Regions from separate parts of the Homo sapiens genome. Here region 2 is linked to region 1. A link is an interaction called in ENCODE POLR2A ChIA-PET data of the cell type or tissue named here. Cell type or tissue: GM12878. All regions are shown on one strand. Each heading gives the region's core, and the rest is flanking DNA. Links, peaks and the distances in the headings are about the cores only. Region 1 overlaps BHLHE40-AS1 (BHLHE40 antisense RNA 1). Region 2 overlaps ITPR1 (inositol 1,4,5-trisphosphate receptor type 1).

Region 1 (2,815 bases), core at 151-2,650:
CATATATATATATATACTTATTTATTTAAAATAAAGCACACAAGAATTGCTAGAAAAACTAAAAAAAGACAAAGAGGTAGAAGTAACCCTAATAGACATGAACACATACTATAAGACCTCTAGAAGTAAAATTGTGTGGTACTGGAGGATAAGTAGACTAGTAGAAAAGAATGAAAAGTGAAGAAATAGACCTGAGTATGTAGGGAAAATTAGCTTTAGATACATATTTAGGATAAATTTCCAAAAGCGAGATTGCTGGGGCAAAGGGTCAATATAGCTCTTTTTAGGTATTGCCAAATTCCCCTTCACTGGGGCTGTTCTTTTGCATTCCCACCAGCAGGTGAGAATGCCCATTTCCCTCCCAGCCTCACCAACAGTGTGTACTGTCAAGGTTTTGATTTTTGCCACTGATATAGATGAAAGTGGTGTCTCAGTGTTTTAATTTGCATTCTCTTATTATGAGTTAAGCTTAATAACTTTCCATTTAAGAGCAATTTATAGATTTTTATGTCTTTCTTTTTTATTAAGGCATAATTGACGTACAACAAGATGTACAGCTCTCAAGTGTGTGGTTCCATAAGTGTTGACAGTTGAATATATCTGTGTAGCCACCACTGAGCACAATCTGTAGAACACTGCCATCCCCCTAGAACTTCCCTCTGACTCCTTTCCTGTCAATCCTCCCACCCACTCCAGAAGCAACCACTTTCTGGTTTGTATTCTCATAAATTACCTTTGCTTGTATAAATGGAATGTAAACGGAATATGCAATAATGTATATCTGATTATTTCATGTATCTAATGTTTTTGCTCAACATAATTTTTCAGAATTCATCCATGTTGTGTGTTGAGCATTATTTCTTTTTATTACTGATCTTCTAGGGATATAATGTTTGCAGAATTAATTTTTCTCTCCTAATGGTTTCTCATTGTTGAAGAACTGAGTTGCAAATATGGAAAGTGAGAAAAATAGAATGAATTCTATAGTGTTGGATTGGAATTGGAGCTACCAGTATGAACTGAGTTTTTAATATGTATAGATACATATAGAAGTATTTGAAGATATGTGTGGCTATATCTCAGTACGTGCATGCATATATACAGACAAGTATTCCCTGGCTCTGTCTCCTTACAGAGCCTGGGAGTAGTGTCGTTCCAACAGTAATAAGCACACCTTCCACCTATACCTTGGTTTCTAAATATCATTTTCTATGATAAGGAATCAGGATTCTTTGGAGAAATGACTGTTTCCAGAGTTAGGGAGAAGAAAGTACAAGTGTGAGTCTGGAACATCTTCTCACAGACAGTAAGGACACGTTCAAAAGCTGATGTGGCTATCTCAAAAGGACAGGAGTGCCAGCCTGAAGGTATTTTGGCCACATTTCAGATAATATGAAACATCAAAATGAATAAAGACAGTAATAGATTTTTATGCATCATTATTACTAATTGTTACTAAAAATGTAAAAATTAATGTTAGGTGGAGGGAAATTTTTTAACAGAATAATACTAAGTAATAAATGTAGAAGAAAGGATAGAAACATCACCATTTCACAACTGCCATACTAATAATTGATTCAGACAAAAATCACCATTGGGTGGAAGGTTGTTGGAAAACAGGATATTCACATGATCTCGTGAATTACTTATTATACAGGGAAATTGGAGTGTTATAATGGTGGATTTGGCAGGCATGATTATAACCAAGTGATCAAAGTTAACATCACCAAGTAAGTTATATCATGTGCCCCTGAGGGGATGCACTAAGTATATAGTATTCCAGACAAAATTGTTGATTCCAACCATAAGGAAAAAACCATAGATTTCCAAATTAAGGGACGTTTGGCAAAACAACTGGAACTTGAGCTCCAAATATATCAATGGTGTGAGAGACAAAGAGAGGAGACTAAAGCAATACGACAACGATATGCAATGAAGCATCCTTGATTGGATACCAGAGCAGGAGGGAAACAAACCATAACACTTTAAAGACATCACTGAGGCTAGGCGCAGTGGCCCATGCCTGTAATCCTAGCACGTTGGGAGGCTGAGGCGGGTGGATCGCTTGAGGTCAGGAATTTGAGACCAGTCCCTGGGCAACATTGCGAAACCTTGTCTCTACAAAAAAATACCAAAAATTAGCTGGGCGTGGTGACACCCGCCTGTGGTCCTAGTTACTAGGAAGGCTGAGGCAGGAGCATTGCTTGAGCCTGGGAGGTCAAGGCTGCAGTGAGCCAAGATCATGTCACTGCACTCCAGCCTGGGTGACAGAGTGAGACCCTGTCAAAAAAAAAAAAAAAAGCGCATTATTGAGACATTTGGGAAAAATCTGAATATAGATTATGTTCCATAATGTTCCTATATGTTAGATAATAACATTGCATTAATGTTAAACATCTTGAGTTCAATAATTACATTGTAGTCATGTAGGAGAATGTCTTTGTTCTTAGAAAATATATGCTGGAGTATTGAAGGGTGAAGTGTCGTTTTACCCACAACTCTTTTTTTTTTTTTTTTTTTTTGAGACAGAGTCTCGCTCTGTCCCCCAGGCTGGAGTGCAGTGGTGCAATCTCGGCTCACTGCAAGCTCTGCCTCCTGGGTTCACGCCATTCTCCTGCCTCAGCCTCCTGAGTAGCTGGGACTACAGGTGCCTACCACCGCGTCCGGCTAATTTTTTGTATTTTTAGTAGAGACGGGGTTTCACCGTGGTCTCGATCTCCTGACCTCATGATCCACCCGCCTCGGCCTCCCCAAGAGCTGTGATTACAGGCCTGAGCCACCGCGCCCAGCCTACCCACAACTAACACTTAATTGG
Region 2 (2,815 bases), core at 77-2,576, 200 kb before region 1:
GTGGAGCCAGTAGGTACTCTATCTGGGCTACATGGAATAGTCCCAATTGCAGATGAGGAAACTGAGTCTGAAAAAAGCCATGTGTCTTACCCAAAGTCACCCAGTTGGCAGAGCTGGGATTTGAACACAAGGCCCTCAGAAGTCTCTCAGCTTTCTCCCATGCTAGCCAGCCTTTAAGTTACATGAGTACAATGTGAGGGAGCTATTCAGTGCCCTGTACCCACTTTGGAGCTCTGCCTACTAGAGAGCAGTGTCTATCTTGTTTTCGTTTGGGGTGGGAACAGGCTGCACTGGTTATTTGATCTGAGAAGCAAGTAGTCACTGCTTGGTTAGCCAATGAGTTTTAAAGGTAGACCTTTAAAATGGAGTGGAATGGAAGCACATTTTTTTTTAATAACAATGCATGAGCTTTTCCTTAATTTCTGCTGGTGTCTTTCTTGTGGGTAGCTTCCTCACAATTGTTAGAGGAGAGCTTGTCCCCGACAGAAGAAAGGCTCTTCCTCAGTTATCGTTTCTGTAGGTTTTCTGGAATTCATCTTGAGGGTAAGAGTGAAGGCTGGGATGCACTGCAGATAGCTATTGCAAACCCCTCTACTATTTCCGATTAGTGGATACGTGTGTGAGTTGTATGCCTGTCTTATATTTACAAGAGGAAGTATCCCGTTTAATTTTACTTTCACACCAAAAACCCAAGTGTTAAGAGAACGCGGTGTTTTAACACTCCCTCGGTTATCAGCTGCAGAGCGGAGGTTGTATATTGTCACATACAGTTTTTGGAGTATGTTTCTACATTTGTTACCTGGCAACATTGCTGCACTGGGACGCGAAGTTGTATTGGTTCCCAGCAGACCCTCGCTGTTCGTACTGTAGAAGGCAGAAGTTGTTTTCCTCCGCGGGGATTTAGAAGAGAAGGCACAAGGCTAGTGGGGTTTGGCTGACAGATGGGCTGATGCGCTTCGGTGACATGACCCAGAACCAGGCACTGGGCAGGGGATGTGGACTCTTGTCCTGTCCCAACAACAGCTCCCTGTAATGCAAGGTCACGTGGTAGACAAGGGTTAGTATTAGGTAACCTTGAATACTAATTCGTGATTCTTTATCTTCTCAAAGTAAAAACAAAAGAACAAACTTTTGTTCTGGTCATTTTATGAGTCATCTGAGCACTTGCAGAACCATAATGGCAAATAGCTAATACATGGCACCTTTTCAGTTGCTCACATTGGATACCCAATTCCCTGCCTTCATTTATGCATTATTGTGGTTTTGACCACCTACTGGTTCTGATGAGAGAGGAAATCCCGTAGTAGGAGTGATAGCCAGAGCATCTCTTGCTGAGGTGACCCCCTGAGCTGATTATAGCCCTATGGGGTATTTTGTTTTGCTGATACATAATACATTGAAAACACTGTATATAGAATTTTTTGAATGCTTAAGTGGGGCCTCCATATACACTGAGATCATTTTATCCCCCTACCTTCCACTGCACTTCACTGACACTTAACCCCGAAGACATTTGCATTGGAAACTTCGCATTATCTGTTTGAAAGTCCTCTCAGTTCAAGCCACACATTCTAAGACTCAGCAAAAGCTTATTGACACCAAGGGCATTGAATTCACCAGCACCTGTAACGTTTCTTGAAGAATGCTTGCTAGGGAAAAGTTCCCATGGTAACTGTTTTTAAAAGAGTTTTGTAGCATCAACAGGTTAGACAGGAAGTCAAAATCATGGAGCTCAGCAGCATCCCCTATAAGCACGTGCTCCTTTTTAACCACCCCTAACAAAGACACTGAAGCACCCTGTTCATAAGCCCTGATGGGCACTGGAGGGTCTGGCCAGGTTGGGCTGGATTTCAGGGGACCTGATTTGTGTTTCCCTGTGCAGTGCTCGTTTCCATCACCATCTTTAAGGAGGAGGCCTTTTCCATCCACTGGACTCTTACCATCGTGCCTGTTAAGGAACAAAAAGACAACTGCTTAGGCCTGGAGGGTATGTGGAAACCACCAGTTACCTTTGAATATACCTGTGGTGCTCGAACCTCCTTTAGAAAACCCAAGATGCCATTTTAATGATGCTTTGCTCTTGGGTATCAAATTTACTCCTTAATTTACCTCAGGAGATGTTCTAAGAGGAAGCCACAAGATTCCATACCTGCTGTTGTTGTTTTAGAGCTGGTGGATTTTTTTTTTTTTAATCCGCGGAGGAGGACTTGACCCTGTGGGTTCCTAACTTGGATGGCCATGCAGAGCACCCTTAACTTGGAAATCTATATCCTGCTGTTTAAACTTCAAGATGATTCCTATCTGGATTAAAGTCCTCAACCAGCAGGCCGAGGCAAACTCTAAAGAAAAACAAGGTCATGCTGCATTTTTTTTTGGTAAGCACAGGAATCAACAAAGAGATGTTATATAACTTCTATTTATATCCTCCTTGCTCACTATCTGCAGGCAGACAAGAGTCGCTGAGAAGGGATTTAATGAGCTCTCTGGGTTTGCTCACCTTCCTGAGCTGGTAGGAACCAGCTTGTTCTCAAATGCGTCAGTAAAGAATCTGGCTGTGGGTGGGCGGCCAGGGTAGGTGGACTGCGTTGTTGCTATGGTGTTTTTTAATTCCCCTGTCTCTCAAAGATCTCACTCCCCCCTTCCCTGACTCCTTCCTTTTGCCCCCTTCCTTTCTTTCTTTCTTTTTTTTTTTAAATCTGTAAGCTTCCTTGTTTCTCACACCTACTCATGATTCTTGGAGCTGTCTCCGGAAACAGAATATTTTCCCTCTCCTTCCTAAGTGCTCAGCTCCCCCATTGTGTAGCCCCGGGACATC

Evidence for each region. Peaks named below come from ENCODE experiments on the same cell type or tissue, not always from the same donor. Only the 100,000 strongest peaks of a DNase experiment are listed, where the experiment ranks them.
Region 2: POLR2A ChIA-PET joins it to region 1 with 5 read pairs; 2 of 35 experiments call an interaction of 5 or more read pairs at or near these places.

Annotation. Positions count from the first base shown.
Region 1 is chr3:4,943,420-4,946,234 of GRCh38, forward strand. The region is part of intron 1 of BHLHE40-AS1 (BHLHE40 antisense RNA 1); the gene reads right to left. Among named protein-coding and RNA genes, the nearest start is that of BHLHE40, 35 kb to the right of the region's middle. RefSeq lists a silencer at 2,599-2,763. In GM12878, for the core only: no CTCF peak of the experiment used is centred there; no DNase peak of the experiment used is centred there.
Region 2 is chr3:4,748,063-4,750,877 of GRCh38, forward strand. All of the region lies in intron 44 of ITPR1 (inositol 1,4,5-trisphosphate receptor type 1), which reads left to right. EGOT (eosinophil granule ontogeny transcript) reads right to left here. Exons shown (of 2, transcript NR_004428.1): 2 at 1,130-1,948. Among named protein-coding and RNA genes, the nearest start is that of EGOT, 2.1 kb to the right of the region's middle. RefSeq lists a silencer at 727-919 and an enhancer at 1,581-1,650. In GM12878, for the core only: no CTCF peak of the experiment used is centred there; a DNase peak (open chromatin) is centred at 1,627; H3K4me3 peaks cover 1,092 bases; H3K27ac peaks cover 1,922 bases.